2 separate regions of the Homo sapiens genome follow, and region 1 is linked to region 2. A link is an interaction called in ENCODE POLR2A ChIA-PET data of the cell type or tissue named here. Cell type or tissue: A673. All regions are shown on one strand. Links, peaks and the distances in the headings refer to the core of each region. The heading gives the core; the rest is flanking DNA. Region 1 overlaps CNTN5 (contactin 5). Region 2 has its middle 160 kb from the start of ARHGAP42.

Region 1 (15,902 bases), core at 8,837-11,336, 440 kb before region 2:
ACTTGGTAAAGCGTTTGAGAAATGAAATCATCCTTGTTTACTGCTTACATACTTACAGCCTACCCACACTGGGTAGAAAAACTGAATGATACTCAGTTAGACAGTGGGAGCCCTCTCCGATGGGAATGTAAGGCTACTGGAAAACCCAGACCCACGTATCGTTGGCTGAAGAATGGAGTACCCCTCTCACCTCAGGTACTGTTGGGAGTTATTAACCTGTTCTGCTGTAATTTTAGCGAGATTTCACACAGGACAAACTAGGCTTCTTTAGTCTTATTGAAAGCCTTTTCCTGTTTCTGATTCGTATAATAGGACATGTTTGTGTTAAGGATGAATGTTACGGGGATTAACTGAGAATTTAACTCAATGTCTGGGATATAGTAGTCATATATTTTAATATATTTTGAGTGAGAAACATAACAAATATGTAAGCATTTTAAAATTTTAATTACCTCATTACATTTTTTGGTAATACAGTGTTTCTTTAAACTGTTTTCAATCCTATAAATTTTTATGAAACTATCAATATTATCATAGATTTATTTCCATTTGTAGCTAACCTTTAGATATCACCTAAAATTGCTCGGTATCTTCGTTGATAGACAAAGCACTGCCAACTAAGAGTTTTTTTTTTAATGATTTGCTTGGCATTAAGTAGACAAGACATTTGGAGGTTTAACAACATTTAAAATTTAAATTTGTTTTTGAAATATGCTCTTGACTTGAGGTTACCTTAATTTGCACATGCTCAATTTTTTGTTTTTTATACTATCTTATGATACTGAAGTATATTGTCTGACCAATAATTTTATCTAGAATCGAGTCACAAGGCAGTTTTCTATCTGTGTTAGTTTTTTGGGAAGTGAGTGAAAATGGCAAACTCCTGATTGGATCCATATAGTAAAGGGATTGTTCTTATGACCTGGGCTATTTTTAACCTTGATCTCATGTGTCTACAACCTCAGTCTTTTCTACTATATGAATCCTTCTTTCCCTTTGTAAACGGAATGCAAATAAAAGCATCACCTGCTGATTATATTTCACAAGCTCAACTAGTGTACCAAAAAAGACACCTCACTTTAAAAACCAAACTGAAAGTAAAACTTGTCAGAATAACTACAAAAAAATTGTAATTTCTTTTTCAACCAATAAATAACTATAATTTACAAGTGGCATGTTATAATAAAATAATGAACAGTACATTTACATTGCTAAGTGGCCAAATAATGTTTAACTGTATTAATTGCAAACTTGTTTTTTCTTAGTCTAGGAGAGAATACCCATAAAATCCATGTTATTTGTTTACTTTCTAGATCTAATTTTTTTAATTCCATTACAGAGTAGGGTTGAGATGGTTAATGGAGTATTGATGATCCACAATGTGAATCAATCAGATGCTGGAATGTATCAGTGTTTGGCTGAAAATAAGTATGGAGCCATTTACGCTAGTGCTGAGCTGAAGATTCTAGGTATGCAGTTTCTAAGTGAATAAATTGAAAAAAAAAACCTTGCTTCTTTTCATGCTCTAATTTTTACTATACTGAAGGTTTATGATGTGGTTGTAAAAATCTATTTTATGGCTTGAAAAGAAATACTATGTCTTGCTGATTTTTTTTAACTTTAGTAGACAGGTTTATGTTGTGTATAGTTCGTCCCATAACTTTTTGTTCATATAGTTTTTCTAACTTTAGTTTTAATCTTAAAAGGTTTACACAATACGTCTTTGCTATAGCACTTAAAAAAATCATATAAAGAAATACATGTTAACTTCCAAGGAAGAATGCCTTGAGGGTAGGAGATCAGAATATAGAATTCCAGCAGCCTGTCCATGCTCCCATAGCAATGCTTAATAATTTCCCAGGCAGTTCCTATCAGTAGCTGTGTGGCTCCTGCAAAGCAAGACTCCAGGCTAAATCACTCTCTCCTCATGGGGCATCAACTAATACCTTCCTTACTTAACAGGGAAAGGCTTCCTGATGCCAGGCACTACAATCTCATAGGGTTACACCCTTGATAAGAATGTAACCCAGGCACTGCATTTCTTCACTATTTAAATACTACAGGAAACAATCCATCCAGTGAAATAGACTACCCAGAAAAAGCATATATGAGCCATTGGAATGAATTTTACTTTTCCCACTTTGATTTTTTCCTAAACTGGTTCAGGGATGTTTGTAATGTAAAGAAAGATACTCACTCATTGTCTTTCCAAAGCGGGCAGAAGCCCAAGTGTGTTTTCTATTCCCCATTTAAATTTAAATTCTCAAAGCATAACTTAAGAGAAACACCAAAGATCTCAGGAATCTTGGAGCCCACCATTTACATATCAGCTAAATGTAATACATCCTAAAGTGATTTGTTGAATTATGAATATTTGCAGTTGAAATTTCTCCACATTACAACAAATCCATCCAAAATAGTTACAGGATTCTTCCTTTCAATCTCCTTCATTCTAAACAATCAAATGTTAATGAACTTTCTTGTCAACTCACAGTATAATAGCACTGAATTAAAAGGCTGATTCACCCTTCACCTAGTTAGTAGCCCTGAAACATTTCTCAAACCCTTATCATTCACAAGAAATATTTTCAAAATTACTTTTTGTAAATTCTATTCCCAGGAGGCAAAAAAAAAAAAAAAAAAAAAGTTACTTGCAACTATCTCCTCATAAATTTCTTTAGCTTTTTAACTTTTTTTCTTTGAGACAAAATCTCACTGTCGCTCAGGCTGGAGTGCAGTGATGCCATCTCTGCTCACTGCAACCTCCGCCTCCAGGGTTCAAGCGATTCTCTTGCCTCAGCGTCCCAAGTAGCTGAGACTACAGGCACCCACAGCCACACCCAGCTGATTTTTGCATTTTCAGTAGAGATGGGGTTTCACCGTGTTGGCCAGGCTTGTCTTGTACTCCTAACCTCAAGTGATCTGCCCACCTCAGCCTCCCAAAGTGCTAGGATTACAGATATAAGCCACCAGGCCTGGCTAATTTCTTTGGTTTTAAAAAATCTCTTAACCTATCTCAATTCTATACATATCTTTTTCAATGTTGTGACATGCATTATGTTGCTATATGATATATTTTATATATATAATATGAAATACATATAATATCAGATTGGTAAAAGTAAATGTCACAGATACTGTGGACTTGTAGACATCTTTCAGGTTCTCTTTTAGATTCAAAAGTGTTTTGATCTAAATTATAGTATACACAGTATTTATGAATGAATGATCAAACCTAAGTGAAAAATTACAAGTAAAATTGCTAATTGAAATTCAAATAATTCAATTTTAAAAATTAATTTTTAAACAATGTATTATATAAAACATTTAATGTTTTATAATATTAAAGTAATATACAGAATAAATTAAGATTCGTAGATGGGAAATGGAAGACACAGGATTGTCTTTTTCGCAGGTCACCTCCATCTTACCAAAGGAAGGTCAAATGGACTCTGTCAGTTAGCCTTTTGCTCTTTTGCCAAGGTCATTCACTAGTCTTTCATAATTGAAGTTGGTAATCATAATTAGAACATGTCATTTTTTGAAATAGCCTTTACCTGTAGATCCCATATTGTATGAAATCACCTGCTAATGTACTAAGGTACATATTAATTAATAATAAGTAAAATTTTGAGCTACTGCCTTTTTCATGTGTAGATATACTATGATTTTATGAGAAATGCCTCCCAGAAGAAAAAGTTACAAGATCTTCATGAATCACCCATTAGAGATTATTGTCATTGCTTCTGGTAGAAACTAACATTTGCTTTTTTAATAGCTTCAGCTCCCACTTTTGCACTGAATCAACTGAAGAAAACAATAATTGTTACCAAAGACCAAGAAGTTGTCATAGAGTGCAAACCCCAAGGCTCTCCAAAACCAACCATCTCTTGGAAGAAAGGAGACAGAGCAGTTAGAGAAAACAAAAGGTTAGAATCTATTTTATAATTCAAGTTCAACATTAGACTTTTTTGAGGTTACAGGTGACACACACAAACTATGCAAGAAAGAGTCTTGCAGTACCGTGAGACGTATTTTATGAACTGATTGAAACATGGTTTTGCCTATATAGTGATTTTAAAAGAACCCAAAGTTTGACTTCAAAATGGTCAGTCTTCTTTGACTCCATGGGGTTTTAGCATAAGTTGGATATTTCACTAGGTTTTGAAGAAAGTACTCTTTAATTAAACTAATTATTTTTGTTTGTTTTTCATCTTGCTTCTGCATTTAGGAGGTCTACAAATCATCTGTGATAATTTTTAAGCATTGTGTTTTAATTTGATTTTAATACAAATGATAAAAACATATGTGAATCTTCTGGATAATCATGACAGAATACTTTCATGTGATATTTATGCCAATGCTTGTCTTTTTATCCAGGTCATATTTAGGCAAAATAGTATAGGATTATTTTTAGTGCCATAGGCAAATGAGAAGTGAGCAGAGGAATATTTAATATGTAAACATTTGTCTTTGGCAACTAAAGCCAAAGGATATCACAGGAGTACAAATGGAGAAAAAATCATGAGGGAATCAAATCATCACATGGCAATCTATTTGTACCAAATTCAAATGTTCCATGTCCTACTATTATTGATATATTGGTATTACAAATGGTGATTCAACTTTGACAAAATAGTATCCTCTATTATGTCAAAATAATATTGTACTGTATTAGATTTTGTTTAATTGATCTAGAAGTATAAGGAGTTTATGACTTGTTTTATGTTTGTCCCAATCTACATAAAATATAATTAAAATAATTTAAGTCTGCATTAGCGGTTCACTTGAATAATTTCTTAAGTAACAGTGAAACATTTTGAAAAATTTTTAAAAATAGAGTATTTTTGTTTTCCATCAAATCTGAGGGACACTGATTTAAATAGTCTATTTCAGATTAAACAATTTTTGGAATTACTGGCTTCAGCTTAGACCCAAAGATCTATGCTTCTTGGAAAGGGTGATCACCTGGGATTGGGATGGGTCGTCGTTGGCACTCTTACACCAAAAGACCTATCATAAGGGTCAAGGCTGTCATTCAAAACAAAAGACAGGCTAACAAGAGAAAAACATAACACATTTATTTAATCAAAGTTTTGTGTGACACAGGGGCCTTCAGAAATGAAGACCCAAAGACTTAGAGAAAACTCTTTTTATGCTTAGGTTCAGTGAAGAATAGAGAGCCGTGTAGAAATATGATTGGACAAAAAGTATGTGATCTAATGGTTATAGACTGAGAGGGGAAATCCACCAAGGCCTATGTGTTCAGATTCTTCTTGGCCATTTTGTGTGGTATTCCTTTCCTCCAGGTGTAGGACAAATCACCTGTCACATGAGACAATTCAAGGGAGAAGGGAGAAGGTCAATCTTTCTAGGTTTTATAGTTTGCTTTGACGAAGGGAAGTTATAGTTTCTATGATCTGCCTTGGGGGAGAGAATTCTGGTTTCTATCATTCTCTTCAGTAGAGAAAGAGGAGTTTGAAACGGACAGATGGGAGAAGATCAAAAATATCCTGCTTCCAAGGTCCTTTCAGTCTTCTTCAGGTCAAGGTACTCTGTGCCATATTCTGGGGTATCATGTTCTGAGCCCCAACATCGTACAACTTGTTTTAAAAAGAATTTCTCATTCTTAGGTTGGGGGGCGGGTAGCAAATGACAAATTGTGAGATCATTGTTGCCTATGACAGAATTGATCAGATAGTGATTGAATATTAGTGGATTTTTGCTCACAACACTATGATTTTTAAAAAACTGCACAAACCTAATTAAAGTAGAAGAAAATTGTTTTGTTGCATAGTAAGAACAAATAATTTACACTGCTAGGTTATTTTTTCTGGACGTATTAAAAAGCTTACAGTGTCATTAAAATATATATGCCTTATCTACGCAAAACATTCTATCTGAAATGCATGACTTTGTTTTATGTTTCTGGGTGGCATGTGAGTTTTGTCCTATTTATTTCAGTTCACAATAAGAATGTTCTTCATCAACTGTTGAAAAATGACACATGGTGAGTTTAAAAAATTAGGGTGGAACCTCTTTTACCAAAGCAAAAGTATTGAGAGAAGTAACAGGATTATGAGTATTCTATTACAACAACATAAGCTTACTAAATTTTTTATTTTTCAGATGTTGAAAAATACAGTTTGTGAATTTTTCAACTTTCTTGTTTCTCTTCCTTTCTTTACTGCTAACCCTTGGGGTTAGTGAGAAAGATACATTGACCTGAAACTCAGATCACTCAATTTTTTCTAGATGTCAATACTTCCAGTCAAAGTGTTGTTTAGGAAGAAGGCTAAAATGTAATTTTTTTTTTTAATTTATTCAAGTAAAAGCAAGGCTCAGCCACATTTCCTTAGCATTCTGCCTACCTTGATCTACATGTTTTAGGTCAATAAACTGGCTTTATTGAATAACAAAGCCCAGACATATATTGCATTTTTATTCTTAATATTGACAGGCACACTTACAAAATACCATTTTTATTATTGAATGACTTGTTACCATATCTGGCAGCCCTAGGTTTTAAGAAGAAAAATGTAGTTCACTACAAAAAATAATAACACTTAATATTAAATAAGAGGCTAAGATTTCAACAGCAATAGGCAGAATTCCATAATATAAGAAGACACATAGTTGAAAAATTGTACATTCTAAAATTATGACTAGAAACTTAACAATGTCAAATGCCTATATTTTACATTCTTTAAAAGAAGTCTCAGTTACAATGACAACTTATTTTCTTGAGGAAATTTTAGATTGCTTTTCTGTTATAATGCACACCAACCATTTGATTACAGCTCTAAATATAAATTTAAATGGAAACAGAGGTGTTAGAAAACTGTTAAGACTTCAAAAAGTTTGTGTCATTTTTTAATTTATAACTTACATTGGGTGTGGAGATTCAAATCATGGCTTATTTTATTGGAATATAAATATAAATATCACTCATATGATCTACATCAAATATGTGCCCCACTCATCCAACCTACAACAATTGAGACAAAAATGTTGAATGAGTTAGTGTTGTCCTTCAATAAAAATTTTGTTGTTTTGGGTTCATTCCAAAGAACTATTGAAACAGCAAATGGCAGTTTCTGTATAAGAAATAAATAATAATATTATATTGGGGAAAAGGAATTAACATAATAGTATATTATGAAAGAGACATTCAGGCCAGGTACAGTTCTCATGCCTATAATCCCAGCACTTTGGGGGGCCAAGATGCGAGGATCACTTGAGCCCAGGAGTTTGAGACCAGCCTGTGCAACACAGCAAGACTCCTATCTCTACAAAAAATAAAAAAGAAGAAAAAACAACTTAAATAAATAGTCAGGCATGGTGGTGTACGCCTATAGTCCCAGCTACTCAAGAGGCTGAGGTGGGAGGATGGGTTGAGCCTGGGTGGTTTAGCTGAGCCATAATCATACCACTGAGCTCCAGCCTGGATGACAGAGCAAAACCCTGTCTCAAAAATATAATAAAATAAGATCAAAAAGAAATATTTAAAAAAACAAAATACGTCAATTGCTTTCATAGCATAAAATTATGTCCAGAGCAATGGCATAAAAATGTAATATATAGTCTTAATTGCAGGAAAATATAATCTAATCATCTGAAAATATGTCAGAAAATCTCAAAGGTAAATTTAATTTAGCATTACTTAAATTTAACTCTAAATTGTAAATAAAATGATTGAAAATGATAGAACAACTGAAGGTTATAGTTCGTCATTTGTCAACAGAGTGCCAAATAACCATTTGGCTCATTTTTTTCTACCACGTTTTGAGTAAATCTGCCAGGTTTAGTTTTCTTTGTTTTCTTGAAGGTCAGTGTCTTCAAAACACAGTATTTTTTATGTGTATATATTTTGCTAAGGAAATTTAGAAATCATTATTCTAAAGTTGAAAATTTGATAACTAGAAAATAATATGACTTTTAGAAAAAAATATGATTAACAAATTAGCTGCCTGCTTATATATTACCAAACATTTCATTCATTTGGCCCTAAATGATACAACTAAAATATACAAGAAAATGGATTACATCAGAGCTAAGATTTGTTTACATTTGTTTGTTATTTATATCACAGAATGATCAATATGAACTCCCTTCAGATAGTAAATCACATTATTACTAATAATGATGATGACTGCTTATGAGTTCGTAGCGTTTATGATTTGCAAAGCACTTTAACGTTGTTGGTAAAAGTATAAACCAGTGTATGAAAAGAGGACTTACTTGCTCTGCTTATCCTGCAGATTATGAGGTTTCAGTAAGTTACCTAATTTATTATCTTACTAAATTAAAAGAGTAAGCTGATTGGGTTGTGAGAATTAAATGAAATTTTACATGTAAAATATATTGCCTAGTGTATGACATCTACTCAGTACTCAGTGAATGTTATGTATAATGATAATGATACTGATGACGATGATGATGGTGGTGGTGGTGGTAATGGTGATAGTGATAATGATGGTATCTGTATCAAGCCATTTTCCTACTCCTATAAAGTACTGCCCAAGACTGGGTAATTTATAAAGGAAAGAGGTTTGATTGACTCACAGTTCAGCATGGCTGGGGAGGCCTCAGGAAACGTACAATCATGGCGTAAGGCAAAGCAGGTGCAAGGAACCTTCTTCACAAGGAGGCAGGAAGGAGAAGTGCCAAGGAAAGGGGGAAGAGTGCCTTATAAAACCATCAGATCTATGAGAACTCATTCCCTATCACGAGAACAGCGTGCGGAATACCACTCCCGTGATTCAGTTACCTCTACCTGATCTCTCCCTTGACATATAGGGATTATGGGGATTATAATTCAAGATGAGATTTGGGTGGGGACACAAAGCCTAACCGTATTAATATAATTTGTACCTTTGAATCTTAGAATACTGGCATCCATTTCTGTTATCAGTAGTCTGGAAATGCTTACCATTCTCCTTTCTTTCTCCAGTCATTAAGGAAAAGAATACCTAAGATTTGTTTCCAAGGACTAAAGGAGTCTTTTACATCTTTTATGTCATAAATTTGTTATTCATCAATCTATGTCCGCAAATCACTATTCTTTGTTCATCAGAGCCCCAAACCTGTCGTCATTTATTCCTGGCATTGAAAATCTCATCTCCCTTACCTATTTCTAGCTCAATGTCTTTGGAATAGGTTCCTGTCCTAGCCGACCAAATATTTACTTGTTCCATTAACATTTTATAGGCCATGTGCAAATAGACAAATAGACATGGGGAGTTAATGGAAATAGAAATGAAGTATTTTAAAGACTTTTTTTTTCACTGTTTTTCTTTAAGGGCTCTCCAGGTTTTCCCCCCATCACTTTCACTTTTGAAGATTACTGGCACACAGTCACTTAGGTTCCTGTATCAATCATTTCCCTTTTCATACTGAAACTAATAAACTCCAGAAGTACTAGTAAGTAAAATATTCCACAGGGATTTTCTCCTCTAGCAGACCTTCATTCAGAATGTTCTGCTCATCAAACTCATATTGGATTTTCACTCCAGCTCATTATTTCCATTACTTGGCCATTAACTTTTGTTAAAATATAATCATCCAGAAGCACTCCAGCAGTGCACAAATATTAAGTCTTCATTATTACATGTTCAATTTCCTGTACTTTTTGTGGACAAAGACAATCTTAGCTAAAATGAAGAATACATAGTTTTTGATAAAGGTATAGTTTATTTTGTTTCCTTTCCATAAGTGCATATATAAACTGTTGTTGAACCTCATAGAATGTCATATATGTTTAAAATTATTCACAATTATTGAAATTTCAACATATTTTAAGCACTAGTTTTTATGCCCAGGCAGAGTAAGGTAACAGTTATGAAGATAATGGACTATAATTCAAACTGGTGCTTAAGAAATCCTGCATACAAAAAAAATAAAATTATCCTATGGAGGTGCAGTATTATAGAATAATTTTTCTTTTATGGGACTGTAATCTAAGCAAAGACTTGTCCAAAATCTGACATAATGGCCCCCTGCTCACTAAAGGAGCTTCAGAAAGGCAAAATTTTCAACTTATTTAACACGCATAGAAAATTGCACTAGAAATACCCATTATTTGACTTCTAGTGGGAATTCATGTTGTGTTTATTAGGCAACAATGATGAAGCTCACATACTGACTCAGAGACATATGGGAAAATCTGTTCTTAACAAAAGCCCTAAAGGACACTGTTGCTGAGAAGAAAGCAAGGTCTTCTTATTTTATCTATGGAAGAAGAATTCATGGGTATAATTAGGGCCCTGTTTTTGTCCCTTTGTTTCCACCTACATGCTGGGTTTGCTAATGAACAAGCTGTTTTGTTGTTTCCTCTGTGACAGTGTCTTTTACATATTAAGAACGTAAAACAATATAAACTTTAAGTATCTGGGTTTTCCTTAGTGTGTAAGAAATTGTATAATGAAAGAAAATTAGCATTCATAAATCAAGAATGTACAATTTGAATTTATATGTGAATTAATATCTATGTTTTCAAAAGAAATAAAATGATTAAATGGCATTGTTTACCTAAAGGAAGAAAGGTTTATATCTGAATTTATAAGATTTAGTAACTATAAACTGCTTACTATATAAGATGCCTTAGTACTCAGGGATGGTTTCTTGCTGTTTCCTATCCATGAACTTAAGGGGATGAGAAGGAAATGGCCTTACATTCATTATGATGAGATTAAGATACTGACTTCCTGATTTCAGTGAAAGCTAACTGCACAAGACTCTGCCTGAGTCACCTTCTTCATCTTTTCCTTAGAATGCTAATTTTTTATTAGAAAAAATTTTAAAATATAAAGCATTAGCATTTTATTATATTTTATTAGAAAAATATAAAAGGAAAGAAAACACAGTCATAGCAGCATTGGAAATTAAGAATATATAGCATTGGAAATTAAGAATTGTTGACTTCTGGGAGGAATCACCGTTTCATATAGAAATGAGCTAAATTAAGAATTTATCAATGAGTTGTTGAAAGCTAGACCTCTGAAACTTTAATGAAGTCAATTAAGAAACCAGCAGAGGAAAAATTTTACTCACTTCTACTTTATGTCCATATCTACTAAATTCAGAAATTGCATCTTACTACAGAAGCTGGCTTGAACCTCCCTCCCACCTGCAAGGTGGTAAGATGCTATGTCCGTATTCCACCCCATCTGAACTAATCCAACACTTTTTGGACATTATGAATCCAGCAATGGGGTGAGAGAGGACATAAATCTTAGGATTTCAAGTGATTAGCAAATAAAGCATAATGTCAACAAATGGTGATACTGAGGAAAAATTGAAATTCATGGATTCTGGAAATTATGTAATTCCGTGTACTACTTCTAGCAAAAGAAGGACTATATACCGTTTCTAATTTTTCAGGAGTAAATTTACCTCTAGATACGACTAAGGACTAGAAAATGGAAATTGACAAACATCTCACCTCAGTCCAGTTGAGCTTCATTATAGCCTTAGTAGACCTTGAGCGTTTGACTACAGCTGTGTACCTAACTGACCTTGAGATTAATATTTGGGGAACAGATTCTGGAGCACTGAGAGAAAAAAGAGACAAATAAAACTGAAAATATTGCCAATTGGCAAAAATAGGCCTATAGACATAGGAGTACAAGAGAGTTTAAAGCACAAACACACATTAAGCATGACAGTTAACTGATAGTCATAAATTTGGTAACAAGATGTCAAGCAAATATAAAAAGAATCATCATCATGCTTAAGTACAATACAAAAAAATTGTGTGTGTATGGGTGTGTGTACAAATAAGTTAATAAATATCAGGAGTTGCAAAGCAAAAAGCTGAAAGCATTCTAAATCATGGTGGCAACGCAAGTAAATATAGTCATAGTCCATATAGGAAAAATTAAAGATTTACAAAAAACAGATATATTGTAGAAGCATTGTAGGTTTGCTTTTATTGAGATAGGGTCTCACAATGTCACCCAAGCTGGAGTGCAGTGGCACATACACAGCTCACTGCAACCTCGACCTTCCAGGGTCAAGCATTTGTCCCACCTCAGCCTCTCGAGTAGCTGGGACCACAAGAGCACACTGTCACCACCATGCCTGGAAAATTTTTTTAATTTGTTTTGGTAGAGATGGGGTCTCACCATGTTGCCCAAGCTTGTCTTGAATTCATGGGCTTAAGCACTCCTCCCAGCTTGACCTCCCAAATTGCTAAGATTATACGTGTGAGCCACTCTGCCCAGCCCACTGTGGGCTTTTTTAATTACATTTTTGATGAGTACTTAAGGACAATGATAAAATAATGGTATATTATCAGTGGAAGAAATCATTGAACACGGTAGAAATTTCATTTGAAGAGAAAATGTCTGCATGGACACAAATACATTAAAAATACTGGAAATAAATGCAGCTAATTGTTCACAGGTTATCTCTGAGAAGAGGATTATAGATAATTTTCAACGCCACTTTATGCATTTCTCTTTTGCATCACTGTGAGGAAATACCTGAGGCATGGTAATTTATAAAGAAAAAGAGGTTTAATTGGCTCACAGTTCTACAGGCCATACAGGAAGTGGGATGCCAGCATCTCCTTCAAGTGAGGACCTCAGGAAACTAACAAGCAAAGTAGAAGGTGAAGCAGAAGCAGGCACCTCACATGGCCAGAGTGGGAGCAAAAGAGATAAGAAGGCTGGGTGCAGTGGTTCACACCGGTAATCCCAGCATTTTGGGAGGCTGAGGCAGGCGGATCACCTGAGGTCAGGAGTTCGAGACCAGCCTGGATAACATGGTGAAACACTGTTTCTACTAAAAATACAAAAAATTAGCTGGGCGTGGTGGTGCATTCCTGTAATCCCAGCTACTCGGGAGGATGAGGCAGGAGAATCACTTGAACCCAGGAGGCAGAGGTTGCAGTAAGCTGATATTGTACCACTGTACTCCAGCTTGGGCAATGAGAGCAAAACTCTGTCTCAAAAAAAAAAAAAAAGAGAGATGGGAAGAGGTCCCAGAGTATTTTAAACAACCACATATTTAGTGAACTGAGCAAGAACTCACTTATCATCAGGGGATGATGCTATACCATTCACAAGGGATCTGCATCTGTGATCTAATCACTTCCTACCAGGCCCCATCTCCAACACTGGGAATCTGATTTCAACATAGGGTTTGGAGGGGACAAACATGTAAACCGTACTATCCATATTTCTAAGCTTGGTCTCTTTAAGAGAATTAATAACCCAAAATAATGCAAATTTATTGAATAACAGTGTACTCACACTCTGCCAAATAGTTGAATGAGAATGGGAAAAAAATTCTCACATTTTCAAATAATTCCATTTTCAACAGTATGTTTACATAGTATAACGATGATCACAAATATCTAAATTAATGGCATCCACTTAAACACAGAAGATCAGAAGATAAACACTTCAGGAACTCTCAAAATATCAGTTCCTAATATTTTCCAAATTTAGGGTGATGGAAAACCTAAACACTCCTCTTTAAAGTCCTTCAAATATTTTCTTTTTCTTGACCACTCCACCAGTTTGTTTCTAGATTTCACTTTTTTCTTAATTGTTGAATATAATAAAATAAGTCTCAACTCCCAACGAGAGATAACACTGAGAAACTCAGTTAATTTAAGCTGTAAATGACAACAGAACAAGTCTGGTTTGTTGTACTATGAGCACCTCCAGTTTTTGACTTTACATGTTACATCTCTAGCTAATTACCAGTTTAGGAAACAGTTTATGAATTCTACTTCTAACCATGGTTCATTTACCCCAGTTACTATAAATTGCTTCACAAGTTGCCTGGTTGTGCTCTCCACATAAGCACAACTTGAACAAGCCATTAATTGCTCACAGGTTTTTCTTTTCCAAAAGCCCCCCAGACTACAACTTTCAGCTTAATTTGTCCTTAATACAAACAGCATCTAAAATACTTGGGAATTCAAGCATCTAAGTATATGCTCCTAACTGATTCGACTACCTCCCCAAGTGACTCTTCAGTGAATATAAAATGGTGAGGAGAGAAGATTCTGAGGCTGCTTAGAAAAAAAGCATTGTACGGTCGAGATTTTTAGCATCCTCTGAGAATTACATAGTCACTTCTTTTCAGATTTTGCATAAATCACGATGTAATTTAACTTTGGTTAATTTATAATGAGAATTAGAGGTTTGGTTACAAATTAAAGCATAGTACAATGATAACCTTGACTACAAATGGAAAGAAACTGTACATCATTTCCATGAAATATAACATATACAGATGTTATCATTTGCATGCTTACATCTCTGTGTTCCAATGACAGTGTGGTTTCTGAAAAAAAAAGAGGTAGGTAGGTAGGTAAGTAGGGAGATAGATTGATAGTTAATAAAATACCTATACATTTTAAGATGATTACTATGTTATTAGTTAATAGCTGGAGTTTTCAAGATACCAATATGATTTTGTTCCTCTTTCTTTCCAGTTGCAAATGGTAGCTCTACTTCTCCTTTTCCTTAATGGAGAGAGAAAACCTTTCTTTCTCTACCCTCTGAAGGTTCAGTAACTGAGTCTATGAAATATAAACCGACAGTAGACAGATTAATAAGACAAAATGCATACAAATTGATTGTGTGCACAGGGGCATCACAGAAAGAAAAGTGAGTACCCAGTAACCCAATGAAGTTTAGAAGCTTATATATCCTTTTCATAGAAGAGAGGGGTGGTGGGATATAGGCCACTTAAGGGGGAGTAAATAATTTTGGGGAGAGAATGAATAGGCCCAAAGAGCACGTGGTAACCAGTGAGAAATTCTGTCTGGGTGTGGCGCTAACTTCCGGTCTTTTTTTCTGGGATATGTGTCAATTTCTCACAATGATGAGTTTCCTGGGGAGGAGATCCAGGATGAATTGAATTTTTTCTGGAGTATCTGGTATCAAAACAATAAGAAAAATTCAGAGAAAACCTCTGCCTGCTGCTGCTGGTCCCCAGGTGCCTTCAATTTAAAGTAATCAGCACAACAAAACTTCATATTTTGGGATAACATTCCCAAAACTCCTTCACCCTCATGCAGCAGACACATGGTCTATGAACAGTTATATTCAATTCAATTTATTTCCATAAAAACTAAACTTTCTTCAACATATACTGTATATAAGACACTATGCCAGTTCATACCAAGATAAGTAAGAGAGAATCCCATCTCCCAAGGAGGCACCTGTCTGGTGGAAAATAAAACTAATATAGACACCTATAAAATAGGATAAACTAAGGTAATAATAAAAATAGGACTGACTGAGCATTGGGTATTTTTATATTGCATTACTTTATTAAAGTCCTCAAAATAAGATACGATTTTAAATAATATAATCCTGATTATAAATAATTAAATCATAGAGAGACTGCCTAAGCACACACACTCGTAACAAGTAACAGAGCCAAAATGAGAGCGTCCTAATTCTGTTTGAATCTAAAACCTGTTCTCAGTCTACTGTACCATACAAAAAACTTTGAGAGTTAAGAAAGAAGAAAATAAAATCTAGATAAAAGATAAGCTTCCTGGGGGAACTGCCATTGAAGTGGTCTTGGAATAGGATTTTAACACAGAGGGACAGAGTATATTTTAGGAAGAGACTTCAGAATTTGCAAAAATAGTTATGAATTCAGGACACTTTTGGGAAAGTAAATACTAATATTTGTCCAGGGTATAGACTATGTATCAAAATGAAAAATCTGCTGAAACAATTGAATAGCTGAAGACAAATAAAGAAGAACTTGAATGCACAGATTGAGTTCAAGCTTAACTTAGTAGCCAAGAGGTAGTCTTTGAAAGACTCAGTTCACATCTTTTTGAATTAATATCTTTTATTTAATTTTTTAAATTATATTTATTTTATAGAAAAATGCCCACTAATTACTCTGTCTACCAAAGAGAA
Region 2 (15,902 bases), core at 4,410-6,909:
CAGCATTCTGCCCCTGGTCCCCAAAATTTCATATCTTTCTCACATTGCAAAATACCATTGTCCTCTCCCAATAGTCCCAAGAATATTAATTTGTTTTGGCACAAACTTAAATTCCAAAGTCTCATCTGAGACTCAAGGCAACTTTCTTAAAGCTGTGAGTTTGTAAAATCAAAGTCAAGTTATTTACTTCCAAGGCACAATTGTGGTTCAGGCATTGGGTAAACTTTCCCATTCCAAAAGGAAGAAATAGACCTAAAGAAAGGGGGACTTGCCTCACGCAACCCAAAACACAGCAGAATAGACATTAAATCTTAAATCTGCAAAATAATCTCCCTTGACTTCATGTCCTACATTCTAGGCACACTGGTGCCAGAGTGGGCTCCCAAGACCTTGGGCAGCCCCAACCCCATGGCTTTTCTGGGTATAGCCCATGTGACTGTTGTAATGGTTTGGAGTCCAATGCCTGCAGCTTTTCCAGGCTGAGGCTGCAGACAGCCAGTGGCTCTATAATTCTAGGGTCTGCAGGGTGACACCTGTACTCCCATGACTCCACTAGGCACTGGCATCATAGAGGCTCTCTGCAGTGTCTTCACCCCTGCATCAGACTTCTGCCTGGGTACTCAATATATTCCTGAAATCTAGGTGGAAGCTGCCAAGCCTCCATGGCTTTTGCGTCCTTGGCCCCTGCAGTCTTAATATCATGCAGATGCTGCAAAGGCTTATGGCTTAGGCCCTTCAGAGCAGTAACCTGAGCAGTACTTTTGGCCATTTGAGCCTTGGCTGGTCGTGGAGCAGCTGGGATGCAGGAAGCAGCATCCCAAGGTGGCTCAGGGCAGTGGTACTGTGGGCTGTTCCCCTGAAACGATTCTGTTCTCCTGTGCCTCTGGGCCTATGATGGGAGATGCTGCCTCAAAGATCTCTGAAATGTTTTCAAGGCTTTTTTTCCCATTATTCTGACTATTTGCACCTTGCTTCCTTTTAGTCATGTTAATCTATTCCGCAAGTGGTTGCTCCATAACACTCTTAGATTCCTCTCTCTTGAAAATGCTCTCTCCTTCTCTAATACATCCAGGTTGTGAATTTTCCAAATACTTAACACTCTGCTTCCTTTTAAATTATAAATTCCACCTTTAGATTATTCCTCTGCTGCAGCATCTGTATCTGATTATAAGCTCTTAAAAGCAGCCATGCCACCTCTTGAATGCTTTACTGCTTAAAAATTTCTTCCACCAGATAATCCTGGTCATCAGTCTTAATTTCAGCTTTCCACAAAGCCCTAGGTCACAGACACAAGGCAATCAAGGTCTTTATTAAGGGGTAACATGAGTGACCTTTGCTCTAGTTCTCAATCATTTTCTCATTTTCATCTGAGACTTCCTCGGCATGGAGTTTACTGCGTATATTCTATCAACATTTTGATTCTAACCAGTGACCAGACTGGTCATAACCAGTTTCTAAAAAGTTCCAAACTTTCCTTCATATTCCCATCTTCTTCTGAGTCCTCTAGACTCTTAAAACATCTGCCCATTACCCAGTTCCAATGTATCTTTCATATTTTCAGGTATCTTTATAGCAACACCCAACTTCTCAGTGCCAATTTTCTGTCTTAGTCCATTCAGTATTGCTATAAGGGAATACCTGAGGCAGGGTAATTTATTTTTTGTTTAAAGTGGTTGGGGATTTCTGTTAATAGCTATCTAGGCTATACAAGAAGCATAATGCCAGAAGCATAATGCCAGCACCAGGCTGCCTCCTGTCATGGCAGAAGGTGAGGGGAGCCAAAGTATGCACAGATCACATGGCAAAAAGGAAGCAAGAGAGAGTGAAAGGGGAAATGCCAGGTTCTTTTTAACAACCAGCTCTTGTGGGAACTAATAGAGTGAGAACTCACCCTTTACAGAGAGGGCATTTAGTCTATTCATGAAGGGTCCACTCCTATAACCAAAACACCTCCCACTGGGCACCAACTCCAACATTGGGGACCAAATTTCAACACAAGATTTTTGGGGGAATAAACATTCAAACTACGGCAATCTTAAATGGAAATGACCATACTTAGGTATGAATTTGCCTATCATGCCAGCAATACCTCAGCCAAACCCACTATATGTTGGCTTATAGAGTTTAAGAACCAGCAGCATGATTTTCTGCAAAATACTGCCTCAGACTATTGAACTCACTTTGAAGCAGAGGAGATATAGCAGTGGGCACATAATGATGAGATCTACTGGCACTTCCATGTTACTCAATGGCTATCAGCCTGAGAGAGTGGTAAAGGAGTTTTTTAAGATGAAACTGAGATATCAGCTTGAAGATGCAACGCTGAGAGGCACCATTCTTTATAGGGCAAAATATATCCTAAATAAATCCCTATTGTATGGTACTGCATCCTCACTAAGTAGAATACACAGACCTAGGAACCAAAGGATAGAAGTCAAAGTATCATCACTTCTTGACCTACAACTTTAAGTTCTGTAATTCTAGAGGACATGGTTTCCCAGAATAGGAAAGCTTCCAATAGATGACACAGTAAAAGTCCTATTGAACTTTAAGGAATGGCTGATGCCCAGTCATTATTTCAGTTTCCTCACCACAGATAACAGGTTACAAGGAAAAGAATGACCATATCTGCAGGTGCAATCAACCCTGATCCTCAGGAAGAGGCAAGGATGCTATTACACAATGGCCACAGGAAGGAATACATCTGGCACCCAGGTGATCTATCAGGGTCCCTGTTGGTATTTGCCTTCCCAATTCTGTTGGTAAATGAATAAGTGCAACAACAACAGTCTAAGAAAAACATACTTACAGAGACTCACACCCCTTTGGGATGAGGGTTTGGTTTATTCAAACAAGCAATCCTCCTAGACCAGCAAAGCTACTAGCCAAAATAAGAGGAATCTAGAGTAGATGATAGAGGAGGGAGAAAATGAGTACTCATTGCATCTCAAGAGTAGTTTCAGTAACTGGGACTATAATTTATCTTACTACCTTCCTCTCAAAAGTTTCTCCAGAACACAGACCACTCAGAATCCTAGGCAGATTTTACCAATGAGATGAACTTGCTGATTGAAACAAGTATACCCAACTAGTGCAAGGGATGGACTATAGTGGTTGCTTCAGACAGAAGCACTCATTCCTCCAGCTATGGGGTATGTTAACTACTGATGTGGATGATTACAATTGTCTTTAGCTAAAGAAAACTGCCTAATCCAAGGTCACGCTCTCACCTCAATCATATTCAAAAGTTGCTCAATACAAGAATACAAAGACCTGTTCCTTTTGCCTCAGTTCAAGACAACTGTAAAGAGCCTCAAGAGGTGAGATCAAGAAATCTATAATTGTAATGAATACCCTTAGGAGATTCTGGTGCAGTTGGACCAAGGACCATACTTTGAGAAACAGTGCATTCAACAAGCCTGAATCTATGGATGAGCTATAACTTGGTATCATGAAAGAAAAGTATCTGGCATCTTGTTGCCAGAATCCATAGGACTTCCTCCACACCCTCACACTCAACTTCCAGGATAAAATTTAAAGGTCAATTAGAAGTCCTAACTATGCCCAGGCACAGTGGCTCAAGCCTGTAATCCCAGAACTTTGGGAGACTTAGGGAGGAGGATCACCTGAGGTCAGGAGTTCAAGACCAGCCCAGCCAACATGGTAAAACTCCATCTTTACTAAAAATACAAAAATTAGCTGGGCATGGTGGTGGGTGCCAGTAATCCCAGCTACTCAAGAGGCTGAGGCAGGAGAATCGCTTGAACCCAGGAGGCGACGGTTGCAGTGAGACGAGATCACGCCATTTCACTCCAGCCTGAGTGACAGAGCGAGACTTCATCTCAACAACAACAAAAGAAGTCCTAACTATGGTGCTGAAAATAACCCCATCACTTCCCTGAAAAGACCCTGGCCTACCTAGGAATCAAACTAATCTCATACCTTCTATGCTTTCTGTTACCCTATTTCTGCTGCCCCAATAATAGAGCCACCTTCTCTAATGAAGGAATTCCACAGTGTGAAAGTTATCACATTATTTATTATTGATATTCCCTATATTTACACTCAAGCTAGTGTGATTAGAGCTTCAGGTAAATCAACTAAGCCCAAGGCATATAAACAGAATGATGATTATACATTCTAACCTTTTATCTTTCCAATTCACTTTTCCAAAAACAGTTAAGTTTCTCCAACTCCTGCCTGAGCAGGAATTACTGCAGTAATTACTGCCATTTACCTTTCCCACTATTACAACAAAGGTATTTAAATATCTGGGTCTACTAATCTGAATTTGGACCTATTAATATTAGTATCTTTCCTTAGGATTTGTTCCCAGAAAGATCTATTCTTTCCACCCATCCTTCCTAGGACTCTTCTGATTCTACCTTTTTTCTCAATATTGATATGATATCTACTTCTCATAAAAGCTGAGTAGATCAAGTTTTTTTTAAAGTCATAAGAAAATCAGTGAAGAAAAATTGGGTCCATCTTTAACTTCTGGACCCAAAATGTCTTAATCTGCTAGTGCTGCCATAACCAAATACTTTAGACTGGGTAATTTATTTTTCACATGAGTTTCAAGTCAGGGTATTAAAATTTTTTTTTTCCTCACAGATTTTGGAGGCTAGAAAGTTCAAGATCAAGGTGCTGACATTCAGTAGCTGGTGAGGGCTTTCTTATTCTATCCACACATGGTAGAAAGGGGGAATCTAGGCCATATCCTCTGGTGGCAAAAGGCAGAAGGACATAAAAAGAGAGCTAAAAAGTTTCCTCCATCCCTTTTATAAGGTTGCTGTATTAATCTGTTCTCATACTGCTATGAAGAAATACCTGAGAATGGGTAATTTATAAAGAAAAAGAGGTTTAATGGACTTACAGTTTCACATGGCTGGGGAGGCCTCACAATCATGGCAGAAGGCGAAGGAGGAGCAAAGGCATGTCTTACATGATGGCAGGCAAGAGAGTTCAGGGGAACTGCTATTTACAAAACCATCATGAGAATGGCATGGGAGAAACCCACCCCCATGATTCAATTACCTCCCATTGGGTCACTCCCACAACATGTAGAGATTATGGGAACTTCAATTCAAGATGAGACTTGGGTGGGGACACAGCCAAACCATATCAGTTGCTACTCTTACTCATGAGGGTTCTCCCCTCAAAATTTAGTTCCTTCCTAAAGGCTCCACCTCTTTATACTACTACATTGGGGATTAAATTCGAATGTAAATTTTGGAGGAGAGTCAGGCATTCAAACCACAGAACAGAGCTTCTTCAAGGACATATCTTCCTTCTCCATCATGACACACTTGACTAAAACAGAAAGTGAGTAAGTATTTAAGAAATAATTTATTAATTATTCCTTAAGTACTTTTTCCTGCTATTATTATTACACTGACAATATTGTCATTAGGAGAACTTTCTGTCAAAACTGCTTTAGGGAATAAATATTAATCACTTTTAAAGTAATTGGATGAGAGCTCTGAAACCATTTTAAAGATCATATCAAGAAGTTCTGGCTGGAGTGATGTCAGAAAGATGGTAGAGAGATATTTTAGCCCTCATACCAACCCTCCCCAAAAGCATCCATGAACACGAGTATCTTTGCAGGAGCCCAGGAGTCCAGCAGTCAGGTGCCAGCACTCCCTTGGAGAAAAAACAAACAAACTGAGAATCAATGGATTTAAGAGAGTAAGAAAAACAGTTTCACTTGCCCCACATCACTCCTACCCCCAAGGCAGTACATCTTAGAAAGCTGGTTCAACTCTGTTAGACTGAAAAAAGGTTCTTAACTTTTAACATGTTAGGGTACCCTTTGGCAAATAAATGGGAGGCTCTCAACATTCAGCCTGGCTGTACAGGATTGAGAGAAGTAATACAATCCTAAGATTTTTCTCTCCCAAGAAGGAACAAAAGGAATGGAATGGGAACATCCATAAAAAGGTCTATGGAATACCCAGGGTAACTAGCCAGGTTGAATGGTGAATGTATTTTTCTCCTTCAGCCATGCAGTACAGACTGGAGGAGGTGATCTTTTTCAAATGCAAAGCAGCAATCCCAAACCTCAAGAAACATGAAAAATCAAGAAAACATGATACCACTAGAGGAACAAAATAGTTTTCCAGTAATTGGACTCAAATGAATAAAGATCCATGAATTGCCTTGCAAAGAATTCCAAATAATCAATCTAAGGAAGTAAATTCAGTGAGATACAAGAGAACACAGATAGACAATAAAACAAAATCCGAAAAATCAGAAATGAACAAAATGAGAAGTTCAACAGCGAAACAGAAATTATAAAACACAGAAATTCTGGAGCTCAAAAATACAATGAATGAAATTTTAAAATTTAAACTGCTGTTAATTTGAGAGAGATCATTTGAAATTAGCCAGTCAGATAAGAAAAAAAGGAATGACAAAGAATAAAGAAACCTACAAGAATTATGACACATCATAAAATGAACCAAATTATGTGTTATGGAAGTCCAGAAGGAGAAGAGAGAGACAACAAAGGCTCAAAATGATTATTAAAATAAATAATGGCAGAAAACATCCCAAATCTTGGGAAGGACATGAACATCCTAATTCATGAAGTTCAAAAGTCTCCAAATAGGAACAATCCAAAGAAGATCATATTGAGAAATATTATAATCAAATTATCAAAAGTCAAAGAAAATAAGAGAAATTTGAAATCAGCAAGAGAAAATTGACTAATCACATACAAGGTAGTTTCTATGAGAGTATCCGCTGATTTCTCAGCAGAAACCTTACTGGCCAGGAGAGAGAGGGATGATATATTTAAACTGCCAAAAGAAAAACTAAAAAACCTGCCAACCAAGAATACTATATCTGGCAAAGCTATACCTCAAAAATGAAGAAGAAATAAAAATTTTCTCAGGCAAGCTATAGGTGAGGAAGCTCATCATCACTAGACCTGCCTTGCAAGACATGCTAAAGGACATTGTTCAAGTTGAAATGAAAGGATGCTGATTAAAACTTGCTGATAAAAGTAAGTATATAGTCAAATTCAGAATACTCTATGGTGATGCACTTTCACCTCTAGTAGAAAAGTTCAAAGACAAAAGTATTAAAATAACCATAGCTGCAATCATATATTAGTGGATACACAATATAAAAACATTAAAATTGTAACATCAATAACAAAATATGGGGACAAGAAAAAACAAATAAAAGGCATCCAATTAAAAAGGAAGAATCATCATGGCTGACAGGAGGCAGGACTAGATTGCAGCTTCGACTCAGAAGAACAGAGCAGCGTGCGGAGGCTCACATTGTGAATGGTAGCTCCAAATCAACTGCAAGAACAAACCGACAATCTCGAGAAGATCCACAGTCCCTCTGAAGCAAGCAGACTGCTCCTCTAGGACCTGGGAGACACTCTAAATACTGTAAGTGACCCACCTGCAGAAGTGGGAAAGGGAGAGCCTTCCCTCCTGAAAACACACTCCCACTGGGGAAACTGAAAGCCTGTTTGTGGGAGAAATTTCCAACCTTACCTGGAGCTGAGTCCATTTAGAAAGCCAAGAGAAATACAGGGGTAGAGGAAGCATCACAAAGGCCCTGGCAGCTCACTGGGTCCCCAGGCAGGCCATTCCTGCCTGGCACCACAAGGATCCATCAGGAGGGCAGCCAGAGGAGTAGGGGGAAAACACCACAGGGAGAAGGTAATTTCCAGCTGAACTTTGTAACAATTTGAATGGGGCAAGAAGCCTCCTGGCCAGAACTCAGAGGTGGGTGCCAATCCAGTGTGCAGACTCCACAGGCAGGGGAGGCACCAAGCCCTTTTCTTTCACAACTGGGAGGCAGGTAGCCTTGCGCAAGTTCTCCAGCCAGGATTGCACACCACCTGGAAAAAGACTCGAGGCTGATAGTAGGGCATGGTCAGAATGGGACCAGCCCTTCGGTTTGTGTGGGAAATGTGTGAGGCCTTTGACAGCCGGCTTTCCCCCACTTCCCTGACAACCTGCATGACTCCAAAGAGGCAGCAATAATCCTCCTAGGTACACAACTCCATTGAACTGGAAACCCCACCCCTATCCTCCACAGCAGCTGTACCAAGATCTGCCCAAGGAAAATCAGAGCTAAGACACTCCCAGTCCTGCTCCCACCTGGTGGTCCTTCCCTACCCCCTTGGTAGCTGAAGACAAAGGGCATATAATCTTGGGAGTTCTAAGACCCTACCCACCGCTGGTTCCTCTCCATACTACCACAGTTGATGCTGTCTGAAAAGCGCCACCTCCTGGTAAGAGGCCAACCAGCACAAAAATAGAACATTAAACCACAAAAGCTATGACCCCTCACAGAGTCCATTGTACATCCCTGCTACCTCCACCAAAAGAGGTGCTGGTATTCATGGCTGAGAGACCCATAGATGGTTCATATCACAAGACTCTGTGCAGACAACTCCCAGTACCAGCCTAGAGCCAGGTACACTTGCTGGGTGGCTAGACCCAGAAGAGAGACAGCAATCACTGCAGCTTGTGCAGTGTAGCTTGTGCAGGAAGCCACATCCATAGGAAAAGAGGGAGAATAATACATCAAAGGAACACCCCATGGGACAAAAGAATCTGAACAACAGCCCTCAACCCTGGAGCTTTCCTTTGACAGAGCCTAACCAAATGAGAAGGAACCAGAAAACCAACTCTGGTTGATATGATATGATAAAATAAGGCTCTTCAACATCCACAGAAAATCACACTAGTTCACCAGCAATGGATCCAAATCAAGAAGAAATCCCTGAAAAAGAATTCAGGAAGTTAGTTATTAAGCTAATCAGGGAGGCACCAGAGAAAGGCAAAGCCCAGTGCAAGGAAATCCAAAAAACGATACAAGAAGTGAACGGAACTCAAACATATCAGTAAGCAAAAAACAAACAATCCCATCAAAAAGTGGGCTAAAGACATGAATAGACAATTCTCAAAAAAATATATACAAATGGCCAAAAAACATATGAAAAAATGCTCAACATCACTAATGATCAGAGAAATGCAAATCAAAACCACAATATGATACCACCTTACTCCTGCAAGAATGGCCATAATCAAAAAATCAAAAAATAGTAGACGTTGACATGGGTGTGGTGATCAGGGAACACTTCTACACTGCTGGTGGGAACGTAAACTAGTACAGCCACTATGGAAAACAGTGTGAAGATTCCTTAAAGAACTAAAAGTAGAACTACCATTTGGTCCAGCAATCCCTCTACTGGATATCTACCCAGAGGAAGAAAGTCATTATACAAAAAAGATACTTGCATATGCATGTATATAGCGGCAAAATTCATAATTGCAAAATCATGGAATCAATCCAAATGCCCATCAATCGATGAGTGGACAAAGAAACTGTGAGATATATATATATATATATGATGGGATACTACTCAGCCAAAAAAAGGAATGAATTAACAGCATTTGCAGTGACCTGCATGAGGTTGGAGACTATTATTCTAAGTGAAGTAACTCAGGAATGGAAAACCAAACATCATATGTTCTCACTGATACGTGGGAGCTAAGCTGTGAGGATGCAAAGGCATAAGAATGATACAGTGGACTTTGGGGACTTGGGGGGAAGAGTGGGAGGGAAGCAAGGGATAAAAGACTACAAATATGGTGCAGTGTTTACTGCTCAGGTGATGGGTGCACCAATATCTCACCAATCACCACTGAAGAACTGACTCATGTAACCAAATACCACCTGTACCCCAATAACTTATAAAAAATAAACAAAAAGGAAGAAAAAAGTTGTCTGTTTTCTGATGACATTATCTTATGTATAGAAAACCCTGAAGATTGACTGGGCATGGTGGTTCACGCCTGTAATCCCAGAATATTGAGAGGACAAGGCAGGTGGATCACCTGAGGTCAGGAGTTTGAGACAAGCCTGGCCAACATGGTGAAGCCCCGTCTCTACTAAAAATACAAAAATTAACCAGGTGTGGTGGCGAATGCCTGTAATCCCAGCTACTCAGGAGGCCGATGCAGGATAACTGCTTGAACCCAGAGGTGGAGGTTACAGTGGACCAAGATCATGCCATTGCACTCCAGCCTGGGTAACAAAAGCAAAACCCCATCTCAAAAAAAAAAAAGAAAACCCTGAAGATTTTACCTAAATAAAAGCTGTCCAAATAAACAACTGTAGTAAAATTGCAGGATACAAAATCAACATACAACAATCAGCTGCATTTCTCTACACAAACGACAATAATTCAAAAAGAAATTAAGAAAACAATCCAATTTATAATAGTATCAAAGAGAATAAAATATTTGAAGGGACCTCGGTACCACATATATCCTCCACAGTGTCTACCATAGTGCCTTGATTCAAATAGAAGACATATTGAGCATAAATGACCAGCTTTGAAGGGTATAGGACAATAATGAGAAAATTTAGCCCTCAAACATTACAATGTGGAACTACAGGACCTCATAAAGAACAACAAAAGTCTTTAGGTACAAAGCTACAGAAATCAAAACAGTGTGATACTGGCATAAGAAAAGACACATATACCAGTAAAACAGAATAGATAGGCCATAAATATACACACATATAGGGTCAACTAATCTTCAACAATGCTGCCAAGAATACAAAATAGGGAAAGGATAATCCTCAATAAATGATTCTGAGAAAACTGAACATTTACACGGTAAAAAGAGTGACATCGGAGTGGAGGGTAAGATGGCCAACTAGATGCAGCCAGGTGGAACACCACCCATCGAGGGACCAAGATGACTGGCATGTCCCTGACAGATCTTCAGAGGGAAAGTCCTGAGAGTGGATGGAGGGAAGATACAGAAGCTGGAAAGAAGATACAGAAGCTGAAATGGAAAAAAGCTGGGAACCCAGCACAGGGCTACCACACACCAGGAAGCATTCCTGGCCCACAACAGCTCTCCGGGAATAGGTGAGTTGAACTGGCAAGGAGCACCCTGTTCTCACCACATGCCTCTGGAACTCTGGCAGGGGGAGACTCCTTGACCACCATGAACATTCGAGTTGGCAGAGAGAGCTGCTTAGAGAAGTGGTAGGGGCACCAAGCCAGCTGATGTGGAGCCCAGAGGGTTGGGTATGGGAGTGTCTGTAGCAGAGCAAAGCCAGCAATGGCCATACCCCTAGATGCGACTTGCTTCCATAGGAGACTTTAGCCTAGGAGAACTGTCATACCTGATATCTGCAGGGTGTCTTGCTCATCAGACAGGTTTGGTCAGACCTGAACACCCCTTGATCTGCTGGCCTCCTCTGACTAGCAGAGAGCTCCAGTGGGGCAGCCCCTGCAGCCACCAGCCCACCTGCTCCCTCCCCATATTGCAGCTTTTTTTCAGGCCCACGGAAACTCCCCCTTTGCTGGCACTGTCTGCAGGGCAAGTTGTTGTTTTTCTTGCCCTGCCAGCATGTAGGAGTGCAGTGCGCTCCCCCAACTCCCCACCACTGGCAATTGTCATCGCAGACAAAGTCTTGGTGGGCACAGAGCCAGCCAGCCCTGCCCCTGCCAGTGCCCTGCCCTTGCGCTAAAACTGTGCAGAGAACAGCAGATCCTCCCCTGCCCTGAGCAAACACTCCAGCTAGCAGGACACAGAGAAGGGACCCAGGCCTGTGCCCACAAGTACCCCACCCCCAAGCCAACAACCTCCAGCCTGACTGCACAGAGTTGCCATCAGGGGCCCCCCACCTCACCCAGCTGCAGTGCCTTCACCACTATGGCAGCTGACACAACTCGGCTCCCCCAGCACAGTAGGTTCCTGATGTCAAGGAGCCAGAGGACAAAGTTGGGGCCCAATAGAGGTCCCCCAGAGTTAGAGAACATGGTCCAGGAGTTAAAAGCTGAGTGTTGGCCCCATAAAATCTCCCAGAAACAAAGCTAGTTGGCTGAATCGACCTTATACCTCAACAAAACCCTCAAGGTCATCAAATAGGATAAAAGAAAAAAGAAACCCATCCAAAGGTCAGCAACCTCAAAGACTGAAGGGAGATAAGCGCACAAAGATGAGAAAGAATTGGTGCAAGAACCCTGAAAACACAAAATGCCAGAGTGCCTTCTTTCCTCCAAATGACCACAATGCCTCTCCAGCAAGGGTTCTGAACTGGGCTGAGATAGCTAAAATGACAGAAATAGAATTCAGAATATGAATAGAAATAAAGATTATTGAGCTACAGGAATATGTTGAAACCCAATCCAAGGAAGCTAAAAATCATGATAAAACAATGCAAGAGCTGACAGATGAAATAGCCAGTATAAAGAAGATTGTAACCAAACTAATAGAACTGAAAAACACACTACGAGAACTTCACAATGCAATCACAATTATTAATAGTAGAATAGACCAAGCAGAAGAAAGAATTTCAGAGCTTGAAGACTCTTTCTGAGATAAGACAGGAAGACAAGAATACAGAAAAATGAATGAAAAGAAATAATAAACCCTGAGAAATATGGGATTATGTAAAGAGACCAAATCTATGATTCCTTGATGTCCCTGAAAGAGATGGGGAGAATAAACCCAACTGCGAAAACATATTTCAGAATATGAGAACTTCACCAACCTTAGCTAGGAAGGCCAACATTCAATTTCAGAAATGCAGAGAACTCCAGCAAGATGCTTCACAAGAAGATCATCCCCACAACACATAATCATCAGATTTTCCAAGGTTGAAATGAAAGAAAAATGTTAAAGGCAGCTAGAGATAAAGGTCAGGTCACCGGCAAAGGACACCCCATCAGCCCAATGGACCTCTCAGTAGAAACCCTACAAGTCAGAAGAGATTGGCAGGCAATACTGAATATTCTTAAAGAAAACAAATTCCAACCCAAAATTTCATATCTGACCATACTAAGCTTCATAAGCAAAGGAGAAACAAGATCCTTTTCAGACAAGCAAATGCTGAGGGAATTTGTTATCACCAGACCTGCCTTACAGGAGCTCTTGAAGGGAGCACTAAATATGGAAAATAAAGCCCATTATCAGCTAGTATAGAAACACACTGAAATACACAGACCAGGTCTGTCATTGAACAGACCAATAACAAACTCTGAAATTGAGTCAGTAACAGACTAACAACCAAAAAAAGCTCAGGACCAGACAGATTCATAGCTGAATTCTACCAGATATGCAAAGAAGAGCTGAAACTATTACAAAAAATTAAGACAGAGTAACTCCTCCCCAAGTCATTCTATGAGGCCAGCATCATCCTGATATCAAAACCTGACAGAGACACACACACAAAAGAAAACTTCAGGCCAATACCCTTGATGAACATCAATGCAAAAATCCTAAACAAAATACAGCAAGCCAAATCCAACACCACATCAAAAAGCTTATCCACCATGATCAAGTAGGCTTTACCCCTGGGATGGAAGGATGGCTCAACATATGCAAATCAATAAATTTGATTTATCACATAAACAGAACTAAAGACAAAAAACACATGATCATCTCAATAGATGCAGAAAAAGCTTTCAATAAAATTCAACACCACTTCATGTTAAAACCTCTCAATAAACTAGCTATTGAAGGAACATACCTCAAAATAATAAGAGCCATGTATGACAAACCCACAGCCAACATTATAATGAATGGGCAAAGGCTAGAAGCATTCACCTTGAAACCAGGCATAAGACAAGGATGCCCTCTCTCACTACTCCTATTCAACATAGTATTAGAAGTCCTAGCCAGGACAATCAGTCAAGAGAAAGAAATAAGGGGCATCCAAATAGGAAGAGAGGAAGTCAAACTATCCCTGTTTGCAGATGACATGATTCTATATCTAGAAAACCCCATAGTCTCAGCTCCAAAGCTCCTTATGCTGATTTTTAAAAATCAGCAAAGTCTCAGGATACAAAATCAAAGTGCAAAAATCACTAACATGCATACACACCAACAATTTGGCCAAGAGCCAAATCAGGAATCCAATCCCATTCACTTGCCACAAAAAAGAATACAGTGTCTAGGATTACAGCAAACCAGGGAGGTGAAAGATCTCTACAAGAACTGCAAAACACTGCTCAAAGAAATCAGAGATGACACAAATGGAAAAACATTCCATTATCATGAATAGGAAGAATCCATATCATTAAGATGACCATACTGCGCAAAAGAAATTTATAGATTCAGTGGTATTCCTATTAAACTACCATTGACATCCTTCATAGAATTAGAGAGAACAAAACTATTTTAAAATTCATGTGGAACCAAAACGGAGCCCCAGTTGCCAAGGTAATCCTAAGCAAAAAGAACAAAGCTGGAAGAATCAAGCTACCCCACTTCAAACTATACTACAGGGCTACAGTAACCAAACTAGTATGGTACTAAGTACAAAAACAGGCACATGGACCAATGGAACAGAATAGAGAACCTAGAAATAAGCCTGCACACCTGCAACTACCTAATCTTCAACAAATCTGACAAAAACAAGAAATGAAGCAAGAATTCCCTATTCAATAAATGGTGCTGAGATAACTGACTAGCCATATGCAGAAGATTGAAACTGGACCCCTTCCTTGCACCGTATACAAAAATTAACTCAAGATGGATTAAAAACTTAAATGTAAAACTCAAAACTGTAAAAACCATGGAAGACAACCTAGGCAATACCATCCTGGATATAGGAACGGGCAAAGATTTCATGACAAAGATGCCATAAGCAATTGCAACAAAAGCAAAAATTGACAAATAGGATTTAATTAAACTTAACCTCTGCACAGCAAAGGAAACCATCAATAGAGTGAACAGACAACCTACAGAATGGGAGAAAATATTGGCTAACTATGCATTTGACAGAGGTGCAATATCCAACATCTATAAGGAACATAAACAAGTTTATTTTAAAAAGAAAACATTAAAAAGTGGCCAAAGGACATGAACAGACACTTCTCAACAGAAGTCATACATGCAGCCAACAATCATATGAAAAAAGCTCAGCATCGCTGATCATTAGAAAAATGAAAATCAAAACCACAATGAGATATCATCTCACATTAGTCAGATTTGCTATTATTAAAATGTCAAAAAATAACAGATGCTGGTGAGGTTGTGGAGAAAAAGAAATTCTTATACACTGTTGGTGAGAGTGTAAATTAGTTCAAGCATTGTGGAAGATAGTGTGTCAATTATTCAAGACCTAAAGACAGAAATGCCAGTCAACCCAGCAATCTCATTTCTAGGTATATACCTTAAGAAATATAAATCATTCTATTATAAACACACATGCACATGTATGTTCACTGCAACACTATTCACAATAGCAAATTCACATAATCAATCTAAATGCCCATCAATGATAGACTGGATAAAGAAAATGTGGTACATATACAACAAGAAATACTATGCAGCCATAAAAAAGAATGAGATCGTGTTCTTTGCAGGAACATGTTTGGAGCTGGAGGCCATCATCTTTAGCAAATTAACACAGGAACAGAAAACCAAATACTGTATCTTCTCACTGATAAGTGGGAGCTAAATGACGAGAACACATAGACACATAGAGGGGAAGAACACACACTGGGGCCTATTGGAGGGTGGAGGGTGGGAGAAAGGAAAGCATCAGGAAAAAATGACTATTGGGTACTAGGCCTAATATCTGGGTGAGGAAATAATCCGTACAACAAACCCCCATGACGTAAGTTTACCTATATAACCAACCTGCACATGTACCCCTGAACTTAAATGTTAAAAAAAATGACATTGGACTCTGTCTCACATCATATACTCAAAATGGAAGAAAGACTTGGACATAAGACTTGAAACTATATTACTAGAAGAAAACACAGGGGAAAATCCTCTTGCCATTGGTCTTAGCAATTACTACTTGGATATTACAACAAAAGCACAGGCAACAAAAGCAAAAATATACAGTAGGATTTCATTAAACTTAAAAGCTTCTGCCCAGCAAGG

What was found. Peaks named below come from ENCODE experiments on the same cell type or tissue, not always from the same donor. Only the 100,000 strongest peaks of a DNase experiment are listed, where the experiment ranks them.
Region 1: POLR2A ChIA-PET joins it to region 2 with 6 read pairs; 2 of 35 experiments call an interaction of 5 or more read pairs at or near these places.

What each region holds. Positions count from the first base shown.
Region 1 is chr11:100,070,366-100,086,267 of GRCh38, forward strand. It overlaps CNTN5 (contactin 5), which reads left to right. Exons shown (of 25, transcript NM_014361.4): 11 at 59-195; 12 at 1,340-1,469; 13 at 3,779-3,929. All of the region lies in intron 1 of LOC105369456 (a long non-coding RNA gene), which reads right to left. Among named protein-coding and RNA genes, the nearest start is that of ARHGAP42, 610 kb to the right of the region's middle. In A673, for the core only: no CTCF peak of the experiment used is centred there; DNase peaks (open chromatin) are centred at 10,236 and 10,656; H3K4me3 peaks cover 355 bases; H3K27ac peaks cover 2,094 bases.
Region 2 is chr11:100,517,588-100,533,489 of GRCh38, forward strand. No RefSeq gene overlaps it. Among named protein-coding and RNA genes, the nearest start is that of ARHGAP42, 160 kb to the right of the region's middle. In A673, for the core only: no CTCF peak of the experiment used is centred there; no DNase peak of the experiment used is centred there.